Linked DNA regions of Homo sapiens: all the other regions are linked to region 2. A link is a loop called in an ENCODE intact Hi-C map of the cell type or tissue named here. Cell type or tissue: endothelial cell of umbilical vein. All regions are shown on one strand.

What was found. Hi-C counts contacts between places; a loop is a spot of excess contacts. Peaks named below come from ENCODE experiments on the same cell type or tissue, not always from the same donor. Only the 100,000 strongest peaks of a DNase experiment are listed, where the experiment ranks them.
Region 1: it touches region 2 in a loop (7-fold over the local background); 20 of 110 quality-filtered maps call a loop at or near these places.
Region 3: it touches region 2 in a loop (9-fold over the local background); 35 of 110 quality-filtered maps call a loop at or near these places.
Region 4: a loop joins it to region 2, with 11 times the contacts of the local background. A loop is called at or near these places in 94 of 110 quality-filtered maps.
Region 5: it touches region 2 in a loop (13-fold over the local background); 98 of 110 quality-filtered maps call a loop at or near these places.

What each region holds. Positions count from the first base shown.
Region 1 is chr1:89,689,868-89,694,867 of GRCh38, reverse strand. All of the region lies in intron 2 of LRRC8C (leucine rich repeat containing 8 VRAC subunit C), which reads right to left. Among named protein-coding and RNA genes, the nearest start is that of LRRC8C, 59 kb to the right of the region's middle. In endothelial cell of umbilical vein, no CTCF peak of the experiment used is centred here; a DNase peak (open chromatin) is centred at 2,017; H3K27ac peaks cover 2,075 bases.
Region 2 is chr1:89,760,664-89,765,663 of GRCh38, reverse strand. No RefSeq gene overlaps it. Among named protein-coding and RNA genes, the nearest start is that of LRRC8D, 58 kb to the left of the region's middle. RefSeq lists an enhancer at 2,430-2,930. In endothelial cell of umbilical vein, a CTCF peak has its summit at 2,525 (motif pointing right); DNase peaks (open chromatin) are centred at 2,713, 3,553 and 4,943; H3K4me3 peaks cover 1,061 bases; H3K27ac peaks cover 1,787 bases.
Region 3 is chr1:89,708,065-89,713,064 of GRCh38, reverse strand. LRRC8C (leucine rich repeat containing 8 VRAC subunit C) reads right to left here. Exons shown (of 3, transcript NM_032270.5): 3 at 1-356. Among named protein-coding and RNA genes, the nearest start is that of LRRC8C, 77 kb to the right of the region's middle. In endothelial cell of umbilical vein, no CTCF peak of the experiment used is centred here; a DNase peak (open chromatin) is centred at 2,874; H3K27ac peaks cover 3,026 bases.
Region 4 is chr1:89,481,564-89,486,563 of GRCh38, reverse strand. No RefSeq gene overlaps it. Among named protein-coding and RNA genes, the nearest start is that of LRRC8B, 41 kb to the left of the region's middle. In endothelial cell of umbilical vein, a CTCF peak has its summit at 3,121 (motif pointing left); a DNase peak (open chromatin) is centred at 3,123; H3K27me3 peaks cover 342 bases.
Region 5 is chr1:89,630,681-89,635,680 of GRCh38, reverse strand. LRRC8C (leucine rich repeat containing 8 VRAC subunit C) reads right to left here and starts at 2,561. Exons shown (of 3, transcript NM_032270.5): 1 at 2,359-2,561. It overlaps LRRC8C-DT (LRRC8C divergent transcript), which reads left to right and starts at 2,787. Exons shown (of 3, transcript NR_033981.1): 1 at 2,787-3,024; 2 at 3,472-3,665. RefSeq lists enhancers at 1,590-1,639, 1,670-1,719 and a silencer at 2,100-2,759. In endothelial cell of umbilical vein, a CTCF peak has its summit at 2,674; DNase peaks (open chromatin) are centred at 1,520 and 2,660; H3K4me3 peaks cover 3,287 bases; H3K27ac peaks cover 3,415 bases.

The DNA.
Region 1 (5,000 bases), 71 kb after region 2:
GGCTGGGCTCCCAGCACTTTGGGAGGCTGAGGCGGGTGGATCACTTGAGGTCAGAAGTTTGAGACCATTCTGGCCAACATGGTGAAAGCCCGTCTCTACTAAAAATACAAAAATTAGCTGGGTGTGGTGGTGCATGGATGTAATCTCAACTACTAGGGAAGCTGAGGCAGGAGAACCACTTGAACCCGGGAAGTGGAGTTGCAGTGAGATCATGCCAATGCACACATTCCAGCCTGGGTGACAGAGTGAGACTCCATCTCAAAAAAAAAAAAAAAAAAAAAAGAAGCTGGGCATGGTGTCACGCACCTGTAATCCCAGCTACTCAGGAAGCTGAGGCAGGAAGATCACTAGAGCCCAGGAGTTTCAAAGCAGCCTGCGCAACAGAGTGAGAACTCGTCTCCAAAATAACAAAACAAACGAAACAAAATGAAGCAGAGCTGAAAGTCCTTGTTTGCTAGAAACCCCCAAGTGGACATCTGTAGAATGTTACCATGCCCCACAAGTCTTATCTTCTGTAATACACCATATCACTTTTTTCTCCCTGGAATATAATTTATTCCTGTATTCCTATAACCACCCTGTATACAGTCCACATAAAATTGGAATTCAGTCCACATAAAATTGTCAAGGTGATAGATGACAAGAAGTAAAATTCTAGGGAAGATCAAAAGTGTCAGTTCAAATAAACCACCATAAAAAGAAGGTCCCAACTAAGGCATATTTTTGATACTAGATGTAACAGAGGTTTTGAAATAGTGTTTCTTTCACACCATTCACTACCATCCCCACAGAGATGACAAAGGTTGCTCTTTACAATTATTTTCACTATCTAAATAATTTTTGTTTTATATTCCCCAAAGACCCTAGTAGAACGGAGATGTAAGGTGGGTACATGGAAACTTTATACAACTGGGCCGGTGCAGTAGCTCACACCTGTAATCCCAGCACTTTGGAAGGCTGAGGTGGGTGGATCACTCTAGGCCAGGAGTTCAAGACCAACCTGGCCAAAATGGTTAAACTCTGTCTCCACTAAAAATACAAAAATTAGCTGGGTGTGGTGGTGCATGCTTGTAAACCCAGCTACTCAGGTGGCTGAGGTATGAGAATTGCTTGAACTGGGAGGCAGAGGTTGCAGTGAGCCGAGACCGCGCCTCTGCACTCCAGCCTGGGTGACAGAGTGAGACTCTGTCTCAAAAAAAAAAAAAAAAAAAAAAAAAAAAAGGAAGAAAAGATAAAAGAAAAGGAACATATCTGAGATGAGGTCTTGATTTTAAGCCTTCACTTCTATCTGTGATTTCATCAGTATTCTGATGTAATCAGTATTACTGATTCTAAGTAAGAATTTCTGGGCTTCTATCTATAAAATTCAAATTTGGCCAAAGAAAAAGATCTACTAGAAATCCCAGACAGTATACAGCAGATGACTGCATGGGGGGAGTAGAAGCAAGAATTCAGGGCACATTGTCAAAATGAAGTCTTCTGATATCATTCTGGAATCTATAATTCTGATTGCCTGTACTTTCCAGTGAACTGCCTATGAGCATTTTCACCTGAAGGTCATTTGTCATGGAGCTGACATTGATGGCTCTAAATCAGAGAAGTAGAAATTAATTTCAGTATGCCCTAAAAATCAAAGCGGGGATCAGCTCTAACCAAAAAACTCACATGTCCTAACCTTTTTGATAGTGTGACCCTGCTGGCCACTTCGCTCCTAGTGATTGGGTTAAATCTTCCAGGATTTTTTTGTAGGTGGCTTTGTCATTGAAATAATTCTTTTTTCCCCTCCAAATTCAGAAAGCAGGAAATGTCTTTTCTATGTCACAATCACAAGGCAGGTCCCCTAGGGCTTCCAGGGGGCTTGCATCTTCCAGTTCCTGTTTCTGGTTTCTAACTGCTAATTCTATATTTGGTAACGGTCTGCCCATGGGCTGTTTTGGATTTGGTCATAATAAGATAACCTGGAGTCACTGAGCAGAGATCTAAAGCAATCTTATTTTTCCAGGAAGCAACGTGTTGACCTTTCAGGATATGGTCTATTTTGTTGAATGTGTTGAGTTTTTGAATAGTGTTGTTTATAGCACAAAGTTGGGTGTTTACACTATTGGTCCTTGAGGGTGTATGACTGTACAGGAATAGGACAGACACATATACTCCTACACTCTCCTGGCTTATAGTGAGTTTATATTTGTTCTTATGTGGATTGATGTAATCTAAGGAATGCTCTTTATACATGCTCTTATTTCATGGCAGCCTTGAAAAGAGCTACTTGCTCAGAAATGAATAAATATTTGTCAGACAAGTAAGGCAAAAGTGCTGGTTCTAATCCTTTTACATAAGTGCAAGAAAGAATCAACATCCCCTTGATAGAAAATAATCTCCTTAATCCCCCAGTATTTTCCAAGCTGAGTAGTGTTGAACCTATATGAATACAATCTTTTAGGAGTAAACAGATATCAACTGTTAACTTGACATGAAAAAAGCAACTTACAAAATAGTTACTCTAAAAGCTGTTGGATTACTATTTTATCATCAAAGAGTGTTCTTCTAACTTCACCTTAGATTTTGCCTTGTCATGTATTCCAATATAGGAGTTAACTTGCTTTGTAAATAAGATCAGAAAGAATGATACACTTTCAATTTACAAGTGGAAAATCAAGACATAAAAATATATTTTAACAATTTTAACATCGCCTTGGGAATGAGAAAGGAACTTGAGCTTCACAGAGAATCCTTTGTTTATAAAGTTATCAGTCATTAAGCCATTTTTAGTGGATTATCATAGCAGAGCTAAAATAAGAGCTTAAATTCTTCCCCTATGGAACATTAATTTGTTATATGGATCCTAGGTAGTTTTACTTTGATAATTTGTACCATGCATTCTTTCTTGTTTTGTTAATGCTCACTATAGAGTGCAAATTTTTCTTTTTAAATAGCAGGTATATAGTGAATGCCCCTTAAAATTTTAATTTATAATTCATAAAATTGATACTTTTTGTAACGATTTTCTCTTTTTATCATTTTGTACTTGCTTTTACACTGAAAATCCTGTTTTATAAGCCAAACCTTGCCCTCACAATCTGTGCAATTGTGATGGTTCCATAATATTTGATAGCAGTGTGCACAGGGGTGACAGACGCCTCATGGAGAATCAGCCTAAGATTGGAATCTCAGCTGCATCCCTCTTGGCTTTGGGGCAAGTTATCTAACCTTCTACACTTTGGAATTCTCATCTGAAAAATGGGACTAATCTACTTTCACAGGTTTGTTCTGGGAACTAAATAAAGTACATACAGATTCTAGCACAGGTTCTCTTGCCAGTGTTACTCCATGGATGTGCTATTAGCATTCTGGATAAAACAATTCTGCTGTGTGGGAATGTCCCACCGATTGCAGGATGTTTAATATCCCTGACCCCACCCTCTCCGAAAAATGCCATCTGGGCCCTCCGGTCACTGTGCCAATCCATGAGGGCTTTGTAAAATGATCACACTAAATATTCTGTTAATGCTGAGTTTTCCCCTTCATGCGTCTTATTAAAATATATATTTTGGTTTTGTATATTCATTCTTTGAGACTTCACTCAATTATCTTCTTGAGTCCCTCACTTCCAGTGACTGAGATGACAACATCATATTTGATGCTCTTGAGGCACCATTAAGGCATTTACATATTGGAAAACATTGCTTATGTGTTTCTATGGTCTTCAGACAATTAGCAATCTGAAGGCATGGGCTGTGCTGTTTTTCTTTTAGCATCTAACACCCCACAGAGTGTCTGATATATTGCTGATGCACAGGATTGTTTGTTGAATTGAGTAGTCCACCCCGTATGAATTCTGTGCCCTGCAGCCTTCATATTCTGAAGCAATATTTCTTTTGGCATCTCACTTTTTCTCAGAACCTTGTCATCTCAGACAACACTTCTTGTACCCAGTCAACTGGCATCAGATTTCTTTTTAACGGCTGAAGAGATGAAAAAGGCCTATGTGTGAAGGGCCCAGGTTAGTTAACCTGTCTGAGCAGGAGCCACTGATTGTGCGAGGTAAGAGTGGTGGTGCTGAGAAGGCTGGTCAGCGGGGAGCCCAAAAGCCTTCTGGACTGTAGAGAGACACTGTGGGGCTGTGCTGCAGGAAGATGATTCTGACCAGCACACAGGAAAAGAGGTTTAGCTTGTGCTTGAATTCCCTCCTGAACTTACCGCAGGCACATCTCCTAAATGATGCTCATTATAGACATTTTCATAGGTACACTCTTATTTTCATTCATTTCATTGCAAGTTAACTATTTATTCTAAAAGATTTTCTGTGTTCTTTCTCTTTTCATCCTGCCATGGAATGTGTAAACAAGAGAAACAATTCCGTGTGCTTGTTAGGCAGATCCTGCAGCAGCGCTCTGAGCCATGGCACAGTAATAAAGACAGGTTGATAGTGCTCCCGCTAATCTATGTCACCTTCCTCTACTATTTCCCAAGCTAGCCACCCCAAATCTAACCTTCTCCTTGAGACCCCTGCTCTACTACCTTCCTTATTGCCAATTCCTACTGCATTCCTCACCCTCACAACCTCTCAGTAAATGTTGTTTTCTCCATCACAGAGAAACAACAAGCCATAAGGCACAGACGCCTGTCTTTCTGTCTCCCTACCAAATAAAAATGTATCTGTAGCTATCATTCCCATTCTGGTGGATGATGCCTCCTCCACCCAAATCAGGGATAATCCTTCCACCTAGATCCTGGATCTTCACCTCGTTCCTCCTGAAAATGACCATCACTAACCCCAAACTCCTGGGTTTTACATCCAACTGATTACTTAATATCTCCACGTTGATGTTTAACATATATCACAAACCTAACATGTTTACAAACAAACTTTTCTAGTTGCTGAGGTCTAAAAATCTTAGTCATCCTTGATTTCTCTCTTTTTTTTTTTGAGACGGAGTCTTGCTTTGTCACCCAGGCTGCAGTGCAATGGTGCGATCTTGGCTCACTGCAACCTTTGCCTC
Region 2 (5,000 bases):
CTAGGAACTTGGTACTAGATGTTAGATATATATTATCTGCAATTTTCACAGCAGTCCTGCAAGATGAATATTCTCCCTGTTTTCAGAAAGATTAGGTTATATCCCAATTAGAGAAATAAGTAGCTCTATTCTGACTTCTATCATTGAAGTCTTGCCTTTCTTGAACTTCAAATCAATTAAATCATATAGGAGGTACTTTTTGGTTTCCAACTTCTCTTGCTCAATATTAGATTCTGGACTCATTCATGTTGTTAATGAATACCATGAATAACTTATTTTTTAGTGCTGTGTACTTATTGTTTGAAAAAAATCAAAATTTATTCATTTTACTGTAGATTGACATTTGGGTTGTTCCTAGTTTAGTGAAATGATTAAAGTAATTAAGATTATTATATGTGATATGATTAGATCATAAATTATATGATTATATAGCTATATGAGTAGGTGACTAATATATAAGTATATATCTTATTATATATTATATAACATATTATATTTACAGAACCGACCAAAATAAATCTGACAAAAAGTACTCCTTTTTGTTGGATTTGCAATTTGTTGGATTTATATACAAGAGTAAAATAAAGTATTTTTAGCTTTAGTAGATACTCTCTAAAAGATTTCCAAAGTAGTTGTACCAAGTTACACTCCCATCAGCAAATTATGAGAGATTTATTTGCCAATGGTTGGCTTTGTTATATATATTATTTTAGAAGGTAGTAAGGAATATGGTATGTGCTATGGAAAAGGAGAAGTTGGGCAAGATAAAGGGGATTGGAAGTACTGGGGGAAAGTAGAGCAGTTTGAAATTTTAAATATGTGGTCAGGATTGGCTTTTATTTATTTGTTTTTTTGACAGGGTCTTGCTCTGTTGCCCAGGCTGGAGTGCAGTGGCATGATCATGGCTCACACTGCAGCCTCAACCTCCCAGGCTCAAGCAGTCCTCCTGCCTCCCAAGTAGCTAGGACTATAGGTGTGTGCCACCGTCCTCTACGAAAAATATATTTTGTATTTTTTGTAGAGATGGGGTTTTGCCGTGTTGCCCAGGCTGGTCTGGAACTCCTGGGCCCAAGCTGTCTGCTGCCTTCACCTCTCAAAGTGCTGAGATTACAGGTATGAGCCGCCATGCCTGGCTGGCTTTTTTTTTTTTTTTTTTTTTTTGAAGGTGACAACTGAACAAAGTCATGAAAAAGTAAGCGAAAGAGCTATGCAGGTATGTGAGGAAAATATTCTAGGTAGAGGGAAAAGCCAACACAAAGGCTATTAATAAATTGCTGGTGCTTTCCAGCAAAAGCAATTGGTCATTGTGGAAGAAACAGAGTGAACAAGGGAGAAAGGTATGGGAAATAACATGAAGGGGGAAAAGAGCCAGATCATGTAGGGCCTCCAGGACATGGTGAGTGCTTTGGCTTTTACACCGAGTGAAATAGGGAGCTACAATAGGGGTTTGAGCAGATGAGTGACATAATCTGATTTACACTTAAAAAAATTCTGGTGGCTAGATTAAAAATAACTGTGGGCAGGAGCAGGGAGATGAATTAGTCTATTGCAGGAGGTGACAGTAGCTTTAACCAAAGTGGTGATAGTGGACGCTCCAGGCAAATAGGGTGTCAAAAGCCGAGGTGCAGAGATGGAAAGTTCAGTTCAAGGCCGGTATCAGAACTGTGAGCAAACCAGTTGTCTTTCTAACGGGGGAAGGAAAATGACAGCTGCCATTTATTGAACATTCACTATGTGGCAAGCATTGTGCTAAATTTGATACTCCGGCGACCTCTTTTAGTCTCCATGACAACCCTGTAAAGACATTTAGAATTTAGAACCTTTCATACAGTTCCATGACTAAAACGTAGCACACCTGGCATTCCAACCCTTCATTTCATTCTACTCTAGCACTAAAGCTAGAAGGGAAGCTTGAGGCCACATTGTGGAGTGCCAAGAGGTTTGAACTTTTGCCTGGTTTGAACTTTTACCTTCTTAATCTTTTCCCCGCATCCCCACATTTGAGGACAGGACACCTCCAGGAACTGCAGCTCAGCAACAGGGGTTCAGCGTGAGCGCGGCCTGGGGAGGGTCATCGCCTTTTTGGGGAGTGTGGGGAGAAACGCGGCTCGCCTTGTCGTGGCTGGCGATACGCCTCTGCAGGAAGGGTGTGTCTCCCCGCTTGAGGATTCTCCCTATAGATAAAGAGGAGACTCAGCAGAGCCTTAATTAGAGATCACAGAGGACTGACAACGAGCGTCCGGAAGACGAATTGGCAGCGAGGTGCATGGATTCGATACAGAAGCTGGAGATAGAGTCCAGCTAACAGACCACTGCAGTTCGACGGAGCCAGAGTGAGGCAACGAGGAGAGATGTCGGGGAAGGAAAGGGGATGGGACTTGGGGACTGGAGCGGCTCGAGAGCGACGGAGAAGGGGGCGTTAGGCTCTAAGGATTCTCTTACTGTGCCTCCTCCCCGTGTCCTCGGGTGGCGGCTGCGCAGCCCTCCAGCCCTCAGAGCTGCCCTGCAGCACCTTGGCCACTAGGAGGCAGGCCCGCCTTATCTGGAGCCCCGGCCGCCGCTCACTCCAGGGAGGGCTGCGCTGCTGCTTAAATTCCAAGTCAGGCCAGCCCCTGGAACGCTTAATGGGAGCTTAGATTTAGAACAGTTGATTTTCATTGAGACGGAAATTTGGACAGTCTCCCACTTGATTGAAAACGGCTAGAAACAAGGCTTACGGTAGAGCAATGAATGCCAGAGTGCAGGCGCCGGTGCCCAGGCGGCCCGGGGAACAGGAGGGCCGGAGGAGGAAACAGCTGCCTGCAAAACACCAGCAGCGCCCTTAATTAACACCAGTGCTGGCCAGGGGGATTGTGCTTCCGGAAATTCCCAACGTCCTTTCCCTGCTTGCCCAGGGCCATTCCATTATACAGTTTCAGACCAGTCCCAGGTCTGAAATGGAAAGAGATGTTACCCTAGATGCCCGGAGACAGCGGGGCCGCAGAGACCTCGCACAGCCGAATAGCAGTGGAGCAGGTGTGTGTGTGTGCATGTGCATGTGTGCACGCTGTGAGGGTGTGGTGTGTGTAACATGCTCCCATGTGTCCGTGTGCCCGCTCTGCAGGGGGAATGTTAATGTTTGATTGTTGTTTGGCTTCAGCCCAAAAGAGAAACAAATAATGAGGTGAACGGAAATGAGCTGGAGTCTCTGCTTTCACCGCTAATTAGTCCCTGCTCGATTTTGACGAAGAAGACATACAATAGACACAAGTGAGCAACGAATGAGAAACTCAGGGACCTAGGCTGGGGAAAGGGCGTCGGGTGGGGGGTGTGTGGGCAGGGCTAGGAAGGGAATCTCAGAAGCCAGTGTGCCTGGATCAGGCCGACAGGTCATTCCCACCCTTAGATGAAAATCTGCGCATTATTCCATCTTGGCTGGCATCTCTTATGGGCTGGCCTTCATCTTACTAACGCCATTTCACTTTTTGAAGGGTTGACAGTTACCTTCTTCACCTTCCCCTGGGCAGTTCTTTGTTGTCTTTGTCAGGCTGGCCCCTGTCCATATTTCTCAGAGCCCTGGTCACAGCTCTCTTACTCACCAGCTGCTCAGACAAACCCAGCCTTGACCTGGCTCTGCACTTCAGCACGTTGCCTGCTGCTCCTTAGACTCTTCTCTTGCTACCTGTGAAAGGTCAGATGCAAAATGGTGAAGGCAGAAACAGACTGTTTGATGACAAGGTGAGGAAGAGCTGCTGCTCAATATACCTGTGTGTCTATTGATGTGCAAGTGAGCAGGAAAGATGGTGGTAGAAAGTCATGTTAGAGACCTCTGTGGCAGACCCTTCAATTATCAGCAATGCCAAGGGTCCCTGTCTGTGGGGCCCCCACAGGCACAACTCGTATGGGCTCCAGAGACACCATTTCAGCTTGAGAATGTGTCCCCCAAGTTGCTAAAGTATGTGTCCTACCCTCAGAGTACCTGGTCTCTCCAGGGCTCTCATAGCCCCTTGTGAATATATGCCTAGGAGTGCATGCTCCTTGAGCATGAATATGAGAATTATAAAAAAAATTCTTCACCCAGAGCAGGTTCTCCTCAGACTTGTATTCTCGAATGTGTGTGTGAGAGAGGGAACTTCATTTCTTTCACATCCTAATAAATACAGAGAATGGTCACTTCTTAGAAACTGTTGTTCACAGCACTTCTGGGTTGTTGCTAGTCTTTATTCCCTTTCTTTTTGCTTGCCCCTTTAGGGCACAACTGTCCCAGTACAGGTTTTCTTTCTAATGCTGCTCTTCTTTTTTGTTTGTTTGTTTGAGATGGACTCTCACTCTGTTGCCCAGGCTGGAGTGCAGTGGTGCGATCTCAGCTCACTGCAAGCTCTGCCTCCTGGGTTCAAGCAATTCTCCTGCCTCAGCTTCCCAAGCAGCTGGGATTATAGGCGCGTACCACCACACCCAGCTAATTTTTGTATTATTAGTAGAGATGGGGTTTCACGATGTTGGCCAGGCTGGTCTCGAACTCCTGATCTCAAGTGATCTACCCGCCTCAGCCTCCTAAAGTGCTGGGATTACAGGCATGAGCCACCATGCCCAGCATGCTCTTCCTTTATAATTTGGTAGATTGGGCCATGGTGGGAGTTCTCAAACTTTAATAATAATAAAAAAAGTCTCTCAAGGAGTTTGTTTTAAATGCAGATTTCTCAGGTCCTGCCCAAATCTATGGAATCAGAATTTCTGGAGCAGTCCATGGGAATCGGCATTTTACCAATCCCTCTGCTACCTCCTCCTCTAAGATCCGAAGTCAGATGGTTCACAGAACACATATCATAAAACGTGGTGCTGATGGAGGCCTTGGGCCCTTGTCTGGCTTGCTCAGGCTGCTATAACAAAACACTGTAAACTGGATGACTTATAAACAACAGCAATTTAATTCTCACAGTTCTGGAGGCTGGAAGTCCAAGATTGGATTTGGTTTCTGGTGAGTGCTCACTTCCTGTTTCCTAGAACAGTTCTTTTCCCCT
Region 3 (5,000 bases), 53 kb after region 2:
CACTTCCCCAGAATGGAGATGAAATGTTCTATTTTGGAGCTGGAACCAGGGAATTTGAACCAAAAGTTACTGCAGAGCATAAAGACCAGGGTATGGATGAGGACAAGGTAAGGGAAATACTTGGCATACCAGTGGAGGGCTCGCTCATAACACATCTGATTTATAAAGCTGTACTGCTGAAGGTCCAAATCTGTCTTCAGGCCTTTCATTTCCACAGTGATGGGGTTAGCAGGAGATGGTTTAGGTGGAGGCAGTGGAGTGGTACTGGCAACTGCTTGAGAGACATTCGAAAGGGAAGAGTGGTTCTGAGCAGGCTGCACTCTTTTCGGAAGGCAGATTATCTTGTCTTGCATGACCTGAAACATGGAAATAATATTTTCAAATTATATTACTCAAAGAGCTTTCATAATGTCATTACTGCAAAGAAAGCAGCAGTAACATCCAATAAATGTCCATTTCCTCTGCCTGGAGAATACAACGTTCAATTCCAGCATCAAGATTTTATTCTTAGCTCATATATTGGAAAAATGAAATATCTGACTTTGTTCATCATGTCTAAGTTATGACATAAAACAGTGTTTTTTCAGGTCATAGAACAACTCACAAGAAAATAAATATTTAGGGAACATTCATGTATTTTTAAAAAATTAGCAGCCAGGCGCAGTGGCTCACAACTGTAATCCAAGCACTTTGGGAGGCCAAGCCGGGTGGATCACCTGAGGTCAGGAGTTTGAAACCAGCCTGGCCAACATGGCGAAACCCTGTCTCTACTAAAAATACGAAAATTAGCTGGGCATGGTGGTAGGCACCTGTAATTCCAGGTACTTGGGAGGTTGAGGCAGGAGAATTGCTTGAACCCAGGAGGTGGAGGTTGCAGTGAGCCGAGATCGTGCCATTGCACTCCAACATGGGCGACAAGAACAAAATTTTGTCTCAAAAAAAAAATTATCAATTCTCTCACTGGATTCTGGGAGAATCAGTCATCAGTCTGGGAAGTATATCATCTTCTCAGACTCAATCTTGAGTTAGATGTCCTCAAAGATTGTATCAGTCTGTGTATGAGAAGCAGAAAGATAAGAAGGAGGAACTATGAAAGGAATTCCTGTCTTGTTTTCCCCTTCTTTTTCTACACATATTCTAGACTGTATGTATAGATCAATATGAATGAATTTAATGGAAATTTTGCTAAGCTTTTATAAAAACTCTTCCTTCAGAGAGAGATAAAAAAATACAGAAGTGTTCAACAGTAAAATAATTGTTTAGATTTGCTAGCGTTACACACAAAATATTACATTGAGAACCACCATCCTTCCACCAACGTTTCAGTTTGTTGAAAAGAATATTAAGCTGTAAGAATGTCCAGCAGACTCAAAAAATTGCAATTTGGGAAAGAGAGAATGAATGCACCCTTTTTGAAGATAAGGTAGGATGTGACAGAATACACATTGAATAAACCTAGACGAATCATCTTCAGGAGGAGGCCTATGTTAGTAGAACTCTATGAACAAAAAGTTGACATTTCAAAGGAAGAATAACCAAAGAGTATTCAGCAATGACATGTGGAATTAATAACGCAGGGAAAGTCTATTTGTACCTTAAAATGTCAAATGGCTGAAAATCCACAATGTTTAGTGATTCTGCACCAGCAGTGGTTAGTGATTTTGCAACATCAAAGTCCTTTACCTTGATTATAGGCATAGAAACTGAACCCGTTGTAAAGTGGTCTGCTATAGCATAGTAAGGTGACCACGAGCTGGTGACAAGGGAACTAGCAGCCTACCATATAGAAGCATGAGGCTGATGACAGAGTGAAGCACCCAACACTTAGTAAAGTGTCTGGTACATGGAAGACCACCAGTGTATATTTTCTGAGAAAGGGAGTGAATCCAAAATTGCCAATAGTCCTTCTAGTTCAGGGTTGTATCAGTCTGGGTGTGCAGGACACCTCTTCTAGGGATGAAGATGAAGATGGTGATTATAGTGATGACAGCAGCAAACTTCTGTTATGCTTAATATGCAGCTGACCGTCTTTTCATAAAGTCATGGGCATTAATTCTATTAATTGCCATCTTAATCGGATGACATCAAGTACTCTTATTATTTCCATTTTATAGATGAGGAGACTGAGGCATGGACTCAGGTAAATAACTTGCCTAATGTCATCTAGCTCAGAATCACCTAGACCCAGAGCCCATATTCGTATTTTCCTGAATGTCTAGGATTAAGCCAGAGGGATCCCAATTTGACTTTATCTTAACAAATTATTTTGCACAAACAAGTCACATTTTACAGAAAAGGCTTACTGCTTGCCATGTCCTATGCAGATAACAAGAAATGAGGCTGCGGGAAGAGAGGAGGTTTCACCACAAGATTTATAAAGTTCTGTCTTGGGAAGATAAAGCAGGGGGGCAACTATTTACTATTTAAATCAAAAGAATGCAGGTAAGAACAACAAATGTGATTGCATTTAGAGGATTTGGTGGCTACTGAGATGTGAGAATTCAGCAGTGGTCTTCAAACATTTCTATTACTTAGAGGAAAATGTTGAGTATGCCTACCCACTATATTTATGTCTTCCTATAGGTACTGCATATCCACATCAATCAATATGTCAAATAATCAAAAAGCTAACTTATTTCATGTTTAAAATAAATATAAAGAAAAGTTTTCACTTTTATTTCACATCTCAATGGAGCATTCATCATATTTCTCGGGATTCAAGCACCATACTTTGGAAACCCCTGGAATAAAAAACAAACAAAACCACCAGGAGAAAGCCTAGACAAATACTAGACTATCTTGAAGAAACATAAAAGAGAAGGGCTTGGGATCATGTTCCAGATGCTTTCCTGTTCATGATCTCATTTAATGCTCCAACAACTTGGGAAGTAGGCAGAGGGAGGGGGCCAGAGATCAGCAGGGAAAAGGAATGTGCTTCCTTGAGCACATTCTTCAAGACTGACACCCTTGAACTATTGTTAATACGATATTGTTAATGATATGATGAAAATACAGGCTGGGTGCCGTGACTCACGCCTGTAATCCCAGCATTTTGGGAGGCCAAGGCGGGTGGATCACGAGGTCAGGAGATCCAGACCACCTTGGCTAACACGGTGAAACCCCGTCTCTACTGAAAACACAAAAAATTAGCCGGGCGCGGTGGCGGGCGCCTGTAGTCCCAACTACTGGGGAGGCTGAGGCAGGAAAATGGCGTGAACCCGGGAGGCGGAGCTTGCAGTGAGCCGAGATCGCGCCACTGCACTCCAGCCTGGGCGACAGAGCGAGACTCCGTCTCAAACAAAAAAAAAACAAACAAAAAAAAACCACACACAAAAAACAAAACAAAACAAAAAAACACAGAGGAATCAGGTAAAAGCAAGATTAAATAGAAGGTAAAAAGGGAGGCATCTTCTTAAGGTGCTAAGTCCCTGCAAAGCAACCAAGTGGGCCCCATTTCTGTACCCCTGCCTGAACCCTCCCCCGGGCTTGCTCCTAATGAAAGAAGACGGTGGACTTAAGGAACTTGGCTGCTGTACAGGATTTTAGGTTATGCACTGTACCAGGGTGCCCAGGTGAAGGGCAAGTGTAGGCTGAAATCTAGCTTGTGTACCTCTCACTCAGCTGTGTGCACTTGGGGTTATGTCCACACAGTGCAACTGCGTTTTTATATTTTGCACAAAAATGTCTAATTAGCTGGAATCTGCCATGCTGGAGAAGTAGGTCACATTCTCTCCGTTCTACAGAAGAAGAAACTGACCAAGGTTCAGAAAACTTCAGTGACCTGCACAAGTTCACGCAGCTAGGAAATGGCAGAACAGGAATTTAAACCTGTCTTTTCTTTCCAGCCTAGTGTTCTTCCACCACTCCCCACATTCTTCTCATTTCACCTAGCTTCCGCTAGGATGGCTTTGTAGAGAACAGCCCAGCGTAGGAGGCTTATGCCACAGGCAATCTCCAGAAGTTCTGTTCACTCTTTTGACTTCATATTTCCCTTTCATTCCTTCATGAAGATATTTTTTGAAGTGTGCCTACTCAAATCTCAGGAGAATAAAGACAGTAATCTATTTTCCAAAAGCTGTTAATCACCCAGAAACGAGCGCTGAGTAGAAAAAAAAATACTGGAATCTAGTTACTAAGAACAGTAGCATCTCATGTTGCTGAGGGAACACATCACAAGAAGACTCCTGCAGAGAGGCATCTCTGAGTAGAATTCCAAAAGAATGTGAGGGCTGGCTGTCAAATCCAGGACTACAAAAATAAATAGCCAGGTTAGGAGGTCCAACAGTAAACAGTATGAAGATTTAAACAGTGCAATAGCTATAAGAGAGAGGAAGTTACCCTCCATGTTAAATAGAGACTGTATTTCTGAACACTGCAATGTGGGGAAGAACTGGGAAAAGGATCAGTATTTTCAAAGAGAAAAATAAGAAAAAAAATAAGGCAGGCAGCTTCTTCTTCTTTGTCTTCTTCTTCGTCATCTTCTTCTTCTTCTTCAAAAGGTTAAACAGTGTTTTTGCCATATCTTTGTAACAGCAGCCTGTGAGAATTAGGAAATTTTTGTTTTATCTGTCCTATCCTTTTGAGAAGTCTGCCTAATCAGACCTATACTTCACGTTTCTTTTTCTTTACCCAGTAATGTAAAGATCAGGGTGCAAAACAAGCCTTAAAGAAAGGCTGCAAAACAAATCTCAAAAGAATAGTTGTAGGGTTCCAGGCTGTTGGTACAGGACTAAGACAGAGTGCTTGGAGTAGGGGCAGGGAGAAAGTGCCCAACCGCATCCCCTTCTACAAAGCCTTGAGGTTCAGTGCATCACCAGCAGCTCATCCACACACATTATCACATGGAGCAATTCCGCCATTTTCTTTCAAGGACAACTCTCAGCTGCCTTTGGAGGAAAAAGGCTTGAGAATGGAGTTACGTGGTGCCTTTATGTAGGAAGAGGGAGAGAAAAAGGGGGAAGAAACTGGGGGGAGAAGTGAAGAAAAAAATCAAAATGAAC
Region 4 (5,000 bases), 280 kb after region 2:
CCACTCCCCACTTAGCTTCTGGATTTTACACAGCCCATGCCAAGCCCAGACTCTGCTAGAATCCTCCTGCCATCTACCCAAAGCTCTGGTTAACCTGGCAGGCTCACTGCCATAATGATTCCAGGTAGAGATCCTCCCAGATCCCATTTCCTGTAAAACCAGCAAATGTCTTGGATGTCTCTCTCTGGATCCCTCAGGCAAACAGTCACAGCATCCTGCCACAGAGAGCTCAGATTTGTGTTCCACACCAGTCCAGTGTGCTCCCTAACTGCAGGCAGCACTGATTAAGGTCTTCAAGGGTCTCCTGAAACACTTCCTAGACCTAATTGAAGGACAAAGCTCTTTTCAAGAGGTAAGTTTGTAATTCTACCCTCTGTGTCTGTTCTCAACCTTTTATGTCTTCGATGTGGATGACAGGTTTTAAATGTATCAAAACTGGTTCTCATAATTTTATTTGAAAATTTATATAGAGTCTGACAATCACTTTGGGATTCAGTATCTACTGTATCTTGATGTGTGAGACAAAAATTCCTCTTTGAAATCCTATCATACAACAAAATAGATCAATCGAAAAGGTTCTCATAAACAAATGAGAATTAGGATACAGGTAATTTAGAGTTCCTTGGCATACAAAAGAAATAGGAAAAATAAGTATCCTTATTCATCATTAGAAACTGAAGCCCAGGTATCATCCCCTGATCATAAGAGAATATGATAAGTGCTCCTCCTCGTTGCTTCCACTGTACTTTATATATTGCTACTATCATAGCTCTTACCATTTGCTTTTAAATTTACTAGATTTTAAGCTTCTGGAGAAAATGAGATATATTTATTTTTATTTGTACCTCCTGTGCCTAGCACAGTGTCTAGAATATTGTGGAAACTCAATAAATGCTTATTAATCTAAATTAAAGAGATATGGATTTCTACTTAGACTCTCATGATATTTGATTGGCTTAGGAATGTAGTATTCCTCTTTCCCAGGCTCTTTATCAGTAAAATGGGAAAAACACCAATTATCTTAACTAATAAAGATGAAAACTAGTAAAAATGATTTAAAAACCACTCTTAAAACAAAAGGATTTATAAGCACTAGTCGTCAGTTCTATCATGCTCCATGTCTGGCAGTACCGTCTCCCCACATGGGCTGTTAAAATGACCTAGAATCATAAATTTTTGTCAGTCTATTAGATAGGAAGGTGAACTCTGTGTTCCTCTGTGGGATTTGTTGCCCTCATAGTCCTTGAAGAATCTTAATTTATTATATGGATAAAAAAATAAAGTTAAGCTAAGAGAACTTTCGAATTAAATTGTACCTTTTGTTTTGTTAGCCATGAACAGTCATAGAGCGACAGCAGTAGTACTAGAAAAAGCATGTAGTCTATTTTTGTAACATCTTTTTGTTAAACATCTGAAAAAACAAGAGGGGCCCAGTCTGTTGTTTGCTTAAGCTTCTGTGAAATGTGTCCATCCAATTCAGCATATGTCAATATGTTCCTCATTTATTGCTGTGTAAAAATTATCTAAAATATATAAGCTGAAAACAATAAATATTTATTGTCTCATAGTTTCTGCGGGTCAGGAATATGAGAGAGGCTTAGGTGGATAGTTGTGGTTCAAGGTTTCTCATGTGGCTTCAGTCAAGGTATCTTCCAGGGCTGTTGCCATCTGAGTCTTAACTGAGTCTGGAGGAGCTGCTTGACTGACAGCTATGGCTGTTGGCAGGAGGCTTCAGTTCCTCTTCACATCAGCCTCTCCATAAGGCTCATGACATGGCTTCCCCCAGGGACAAAGAAAGCAGATTCCAAGGGTAAAAGCTGTAGATTTGTAATAACCTAGTCTTAGAAGTGAATATTGTTACTTTCAGTGTATTCAAATTGTTAGGAATTAGTCATTAAAACCAACCTATACTCAAGGGGAGGGGAATTAGGCTATACCTCTTAAAGGGAGGAGAGTCAAATAATTTGTGGACATACTTTCCAAACCACCACAGGCAACATGCTGACTTAAGAAAATAGTCTTAGATAGTTTTAACTTCTTTGTTTTTCAGTGTGACTTTAAGATGTAAAATATAAAATTTTATGTATAAAATATCTTACGGTAACCCAACTTCCCCCAGAAGTAAACAATTAAGTAGTAGTATTATATGAAGGCACTAAAGGAAGAAGTCATTAAATTTTATGCTATAGCTCAGGTGAAAAGGAAAATATCTTGCATCTGTGGCTAAGTTATAAACCATTGACATCAATTAGCCTCTTTTTGCCATAGCAGTGAAAATGGGCAACTCTTGCTGATGGCTTTATCTTAAAGTGTCTTCAGATGTGTGGTTAAATATGCGGTCAAAGGGTTTTCATCATCTACCTTGTCATTATATATACTTCCTTTTTGTTGACTTCTAGTTAACTTTGAAAAGTCAATCCATTCCAACCTAAATAAGTATTTTATAGAGAACATTTATAAATTTATAAAATAAAAAGCTGCCATTAAATATTATTACAGACATAATATAGTTGTACTTCTTAGAGATGTATGTAATTGTTACAGAACCTTGCCAACTTTCATTTTCATTCTCCCTTTATTTTATTTTTCATATAGATGTAGAGCAGAATATTAGTCTTAGTATTAGTCTAGTAGTACTAGTATTAGTCTAATAGCATTAGACTAGTATTAACTATTAGACTAGTATTAGTCAACTAATTAGTATTAGCCTAATAAATATAGATAGCATTCAATGGCGTAAAAGGCTGGAATGGTTCTAGAACAGTTCTGTTGTCATGTTATTCTGGTAGGAACAGAATGAAGTTTACTAGGAGAATTGAGGATGGAATAAAGAGCTTATTCAATTTTCCCTAATATATGGGCTGTTTGAATTGGAAGAAATCTGTTCTATTATTAAGAACATGGAAGAAATCTATTATTAAGTACAATCAAGAAGCAGGAAAAAGAACTGCCACTGAGTACCCCTTTTATCCTTCTTGGACAAGGGCAGAACATTGCACAGGATTTGGAATGGATGCAGCTAGTGATTAAGGTGATGTTAGTGATTTCTATTGTAGTACTGACTGTGTGGCCATAGATCTCACAGCCTTGGAATCAGTGTGCTTCAAGCCTCGTATCGCCCTCTTGTGGCCAGAGTTCATCTACTTATAGAAATTCTGTTTCTCACAGATTCCTCTTCTAGAGTTACATCAAAAATAAAGGATTGTTTCTCACTGCTTTCTTCCTCCCACAAGAAACTCATTAGAAGTGGGAACCTTATTTATCATGAATTTATCTGCTTTATGTGCTTACCAGCAGTAGGAATCAAGACATCAAGACATCCTTATCATCACCGAGTGGTTGGAGATTGTTACTGTTTCTTCCTTGTACTAGAGTCTGTATAGAACTCAAGGCTTGTTTCCTTTTCATTTTGTCCCAATGTATGATTATTACAAGCAGAAATATAAGAAATGCCTGATTATGTATGTTGACAAAATTATGACCTTGGAGAGATATTACTTGGAGATATATATTTATTAATAAAATCTCAATAATTTCATAAATCATTCAATTGTCATATTGAGGTGAAGCAACTTATATTAATATATATCAGAAGCCAATAATATAATTAGAAAAGTAACACTATCTGATAGTGATTTGTGATGTTGATGAAAGAGGCACTTCCTAAACATCTAACTTAGATGTCCGTAATATGCTCATTTACTAATAGGTTTCTAAGATTATCACAGCAGGTGCTACATATCATCATCACACTTTGTCAACTCAAAATAATTTTTACCAACTCCTACTTTCCACTGTGGAAGCATAATAAACAAAATAAAGACCTGCTTTTTTATATTCCTATTTTTAAAATGGAAAAAATTAGAATTAAATATGTCAATCCAGAAAATGAATAAATTATGTGTTCAGCTCAATAAACTATCAGTGCCACCTACTGAATCACATACCAAAGCTTCAACACCAGAAATACTTGGTAACATACTCCTCTGAGAAACTAAAGACAAGAAGTCAGCTACAACTAAAGACCCTGCACAAAATCCCGGAACACATTATTCTGACTTCTTGTGCCATTTTGGCAGCTTTTAATCTTTATACGAATGGAACCACACAGTATGTATTCTTTAGCATTTGGTTTCTTTCGTACATCATTATGTTTGAGAGATTCATCTATGTTGTGATGAGCTACAGTTCTTCCATTTTAATTGCTCTATAGTGTTCCATCATGTTCGGCATATATAGCCTCTTTATCTTTAAAAAATGCTCTCTGTTTCAAAGCCTAGTTTCTAATATTAATATACCTGTACCAGTTTTTTTTGGTTAAAATTTTTATGGTATATCATTTTTCTATTATTTTAATTTCAACATTTCATTCTAATATTTTACAGTGTGTCTCTTGTAAGCAGAATATAGATAGGTTTGTAATATTATCCAGTATGATAATCTTTGTTTTTCATTTGGGACACTTAATCCATTTATATTTTGATATGGTTTGGCTGTGTCCCCACCCAAATATCATCTTGAATGCTAGCTCCCCTAATTCCCTTATGTTGTGGGAGGGACCAAGTGGGAGGTAATTGATTAATGGGAGCAGTTTCCTCTATACTGTTCTCATGGTACTGAATGAGTATCATGATATCTAATGGTTTTATAAGGGGAAATCTTTTGCTTGCCTCTCATTCTATTCTCTTGTCTGCCACCAGGTGAGATGTGACTTTTGCCTTCCACCACGACTGTGCCCGGTCTTGGGTATGTCTTTATCAGCAGCAGGACAATGGACTCCTACAGTAAATTGGTACCAGTAGAGTGGGCGCTGCTGAAAAGATACCCAAAAATGTGAAAGTGACTTTGGAACTGGGTAACACGCAGAGGTTGGAACAGTTTGGAGGGCTCAGAATAAGACAGAAAAATGTGGGAAAGTTTGGAACTTCCTAGAGACTTGTTGAATGGCTTTGTGCAAAATGCTGATAATGACATGGACAATGAAATCCAGGTTAATATGG
Region 5 (5,000 bases), 130 kb after region 2:
GGGCAGAAAACTTTACAATCTCTGTTTCCTCATATAGTCACTATGGTGAGTTAACAACAAATTTATATAGAAAAAATAAATAAGCAGCTTTGGATAATAAAAAAAAGTATATCATTAAGACTAAGGAGGCTTGGCTTCATTCAGGCACTAACTTAGCTGCATAGTCTTCAGCCAAATCAGAAACTCTGAACTTCCTTCTTATGTAAAATGTGGATGGCACCATTTACCTTAGGGGTTCATTGTAAGAACCTGAGATAATGTGTATTAGGTATCTAGCATGCAGCTAGATTATGTTATAGCAATGTACCATATTAAATCATTAACACAATTCTTGGCAAAATAAATATAGTTTCCACCTCATTTCATTTTAAACTTAGGCTCGCTCTATTATAATGTCATAGGTGACTATAACTTAATAATACTATAGAGTATTAAAAATCATAACAATTTGGTAAAAATTGAACACTTGGGAGTTAAACATATTTCTAACTTTGTATTGTTTTTTAAAAGATAAACTTCATGGAAATAAAGTGCAACATTTTCATTCATTTATCTTACAGCTCCTAATGCATTATTTTCACTAAAAGCATTCCCTTTTAAAAATACATTTCATTAAAGTGCTTAATCTGAGAAATAATAGATTAGTACTATTAATAAAGGCTTGATTTTATTAATAAGAAAATTGTTAAATATACTTGGTATCTCTGATACAATTGTTGGGTTGATGGGTCCTGTCTGTGCCCAATCTATTATGTGAACCATGGCAAATATCCATCTTTGCAAAACTGCCCTACATCCCCCTCAAAGGAAACAAACTGACCCCAAGACAGAACTTAATCACTCCAGAGTAAAGCAAACCAATTATAGCCTTGGCCTTCCCTGTTAAAGCAAGTCACAAGAAATGCAAATATCCTAGACTAGAGCTGTATACATTTAATGTTTGTTTACACACTCAACACATTGTTTATGAATTGAGCGAGTTTTATGCAGCTCAGATTACGTTTTGGGTTTTCAACAAATTATTTAAAAATAAACAGAATTTATAAATGTATAAAAATTATTGGCTCTGGCGATTTTGCAGCATTGTGCTAACCAAGAGGACTACTCCACTTTTACTCCTTTTTCGTCTAAATGGCATCTTAATGACCTGCCCACGCTGAAGCCTCATCGATGCTTTGGGAAACCATCACATACCTGTCGGGAAATGTGACTGTTGGTTAAGGCTACGTTTCTCACACTACCGCGAAAGAAGTATGTGACTTACAAACGGCTGCGATTTCCTTTACCTATTCCTTCCTTCAAAGGCTGCTTTAAATGGAGGTAATTCAAGCCTCCCCGTGCCAAACACCGGCACTCCAACAAAGATGGATTGGTTCTTATTTTTTACTTTGAGGATGGGAACCTGAAAATGTTTCCTAACGTTTGCTGAGGCTTTAACATGTTTAAGGAATTTGAAACCAAGGGAAGTTTAGCCGTAATACTCTGAAATATCCGCATTAGGATGCGGGCTAGGTGTCCGGCTGTTGCAAAACTACGGAGGATGCGAGGTTTGGAAGAAACTGTTTGGACTTTGCTGTATACCGGGCAGGCGTGGGGGTTGGGGAGGGAAGAACCGGCTGAGGGAGAAAAGAAAGGCATTCGTGTCCACAGAACACATCTAAGGCTCCTGAGTTGCTAACTCCATCCCTAATCATCTCATTGGTGGGAACCAGCTGGAAAGGGAAAGATCAGCGAGCCTAGGCGTGGGATGAAGGCAGCGGTTTTGGCCTCAACCGCTGGCCTAAACACCTGGCTTCTGGGGCCCGCCCGATCAAGCTGAACCCCTTCCCTCCTGTCCTGCAGGTGAGCACACGGTGCTCTCACGTTTCTTCGAGAAACCTTCCAATTCCTTTCCCTGCCCAAAAGTGCTAACTTCAAGGGTTCGGAGGTGGCAGGGGGGTGATAGACCGGAAAGGACTGGCCCCGGGGTCTCAGAGATTTTCGAGGTAGGAAAGAACAACGATCGCCCCGGCCACGGACGCATTTCCCCTCGCGGACCGCCCCCCCACCCCCGCGCCCAGTCTGCAGGACCTGCCGCTGCGGCGCGGCGTTGGGCGCCAGGCTGAGATCCTCGCGCGGCCGCTCGGGCTAGCGCGGATTGGGTGGGGTAGGGGTTGGCGGGCTCCTGAGCCGCAGTAGCGGAAGGTTCCCAGCACCACACGCCGGGCGGGCAACCACATTCTGCCTGTCTGAGAGCCGGGGGGAAGCAAGGACGCGAGTGAGGCGGGGCGAGTCCCGGTCCGGCGCGCACAGCGGACCGAGCGGGTGGCCCTCTGCGGGCTGCCCCTCTCCATCCCTCCGCGGATCCCCCGCCCTTACCTCCGGGCGCGAGAGTGTCGACTGGAGAAGGTGCTAGGGAGCGGCGAGCTGCCTGGGGGTCGGGCTCAGCGGCTGCCAGGGACGGCGGCGTCGCCCGCGGGGTCGCTGCTCATGGCTTGTCGCGCCCGAGCACTGCGGCCGCGGCCACGGCGGCGCCTTCCTCCTACTTCTCTTCGCGGGCTTCCAGCCGGGACGCAGCTAACGCCCCAGCCCCGCAAGCCCTCCTCCCCTCCGCCTCCCCGGCCGCGGACGGAGCCGCCTCCAGCGCCGCCCCGCACGCAGCCCGGCTAGCGGCAGCCAGCGCCGCCCAGCGCCCGGCCCCGGGGTCGCCACCGCCCGCCGAGTCGACTCCGCGGTGCCAGCCCCGCTGTGACGCAGGCCGCGCCGCCCGGGAACTTCCTCCCCTGCAGAGACCACCTCGCTCCCGGGACTCGCCAGCGAGGGATGCCGCCGGCCGCCGGGGGCCTTCTCCAGGACCAGGAGAGAAATCCTCTCTCCGCTTCACGACGCGGCCACTCCCACCCCTGAGACGCCCACCTGGCGGACTCTGAGGGAGGATTCGGCTGCGTCTAATACCACCTCCACCCCTCATCCCTCACAATGCGCGGAAAACCACAGGCGGCTGTGCGCGCAGCGTCGGCTCAGCCACCGCAGCTCCTCCCCTGGGTAAGTTAGAGGGGAGCAGCCACCACTAAAAATAGCCCTTCTGGGAACTCCTCCGAAGGCCAGGGTCAGGATGAAGATAACCCCTCCACAGGAGAAGCGAAGGCCTCCTAAGAGAAGGGTGGGGAGGGGACGGTGGGATAGAATGAGGAAGATGGAGAAGGAGAAAAGCAAAACCCAATATCCTTGGATCATGAAGCCCTTGAGCCCCTTGACAACCAAGTCTCCTTTCAGGCCGGAATCCCCAACTGCACCGCCCCTGCAATACGGGCTAAGGGGCAGATTCCAGGGAGACTCAGTTGGAATGCCCCGCCTACAGCTCCCGCATAAAGGAGTTGACGGTGCACAGCAAAACCACCTGTTGTTTAACGAGTATGGAGGGAGGGGTTCTCTCTCATTGATTGATCTGAACCGTGCTTTTCTTCTCCCCATTTTCCCACCCAATTTCAGGATGAAAAAGCACTCTGACGTCTTGAAAGCTGGCAGCTCTCTGTTTGGAAAATCTCTGCCCAGTGAAAAAATGTACCGACAAGATTACTAAGTAACACAGTCTTCTGGGAATGCCTTATCAATGCCAGCTATTTGAAGAGCACCCAAAGTCAAACTAGTGCTCCGCGCTGGCAGTCTGGAAAAGGCAGATGTATGTGAGTAGAGAAACTGATAGACAACTAGTTGCTGGCCAGTTGGCCTGTTTTCGTGCTACAAGCCTTCAGAAAACAGTCGCCTCCTTTTACCACGTTTCTATTTCTAAACCAAAATGAAAAGGACGTTTGTTCAAAAGATATTCTCTTGGGCTTTACATTGCTTTCCCCCTGCTCACTCAGCAAAATCCTACACTTTTTTTCCAATTCCAATGCTGCTGTTGGGTGTCCTTCCCAGAAGACAACCTTAAATTCTCTTAGGCCTTAGGAGCTGAATCTAACACCAGTCTTAATTAACCTACAACAAGACAAAAATTTAGGTCCGGGCTTACCTCCTAGTCAGCAGATGGGAAAAATTCCTAGAGAGTCTCTGGGAAAAAGGCAAAGGCTAACTTTAGCAGTTTGCTAGAAAAAAAAAAATTCAAGTACCTTGTAAGTCACCAGGGTAGATGCAGCAATACTCTCTAAGGTAGCTTTACCTCTTCAATTCTCTTACCTTACCTGAATTTAAACACAGTGAGGCAAGTACCAAGGTCACAACCCTCCTGTGGAGGGCCTTATTCTGCAAGGGCTCTCTGATATACTTCTATCTTTGTACCGTTGGCACCTGACCACAAGCTTAGGCATCCCTGAAATGCTCCCTTGCTACCCAGTGTCAAGGAATCATTGAACCTTAGACTTTGTACTCAGGTGAACCAGGATGAAATCCCTATTCTTCCAGTTTAAACTTAGGAAATTTACTGTTCTTTTTATCTGCCCCCTCCCCACCACCCACATCCCCTTATCATCCCTATAGGTATAGTACTACAGGGTGCTGTGAGAATTAGCTAATATGCTCAAAGCACCAAGAACAGTGCCAATCACTTTGTAAGTAGTCAGTAAATGAGAGCTACTATTGTACTTAACTACTCTTCACTGAAAGCAAAAGAACCAGGAATAGCAAAAAGGTTTGGAAACCTGGGATCTGAATCCCCTGCAAGTTGAGTCCACCCCAAGTTGCTTTATTGCAATACTTTTGGCTACTCTTGTGTCTGCCTTCTAATTGGATCAACTGGGTAGTTCTTCACGTGTAGGCAGGTGATTCACATGCACATTAATGCTTGAAAGCCACTAGTCTAAAAACTATGCTACACTGGTTAGTTCACCTCTTCTTATTTTGTAGCATGTAAACCTTAAATCTAGTGATCTTACCTCAGTCCACCTAATTCACATTAACATCCACACTTAGCAAGCTCTCTGTAAAGGACTGGTAGAATTAGCAATCAGTCAACTTGAGTGAGGGTCTTAAAGAAGTACAAGGCTTATTCTCCGACTTCAGGGTGTTCATAGTTCATGGGA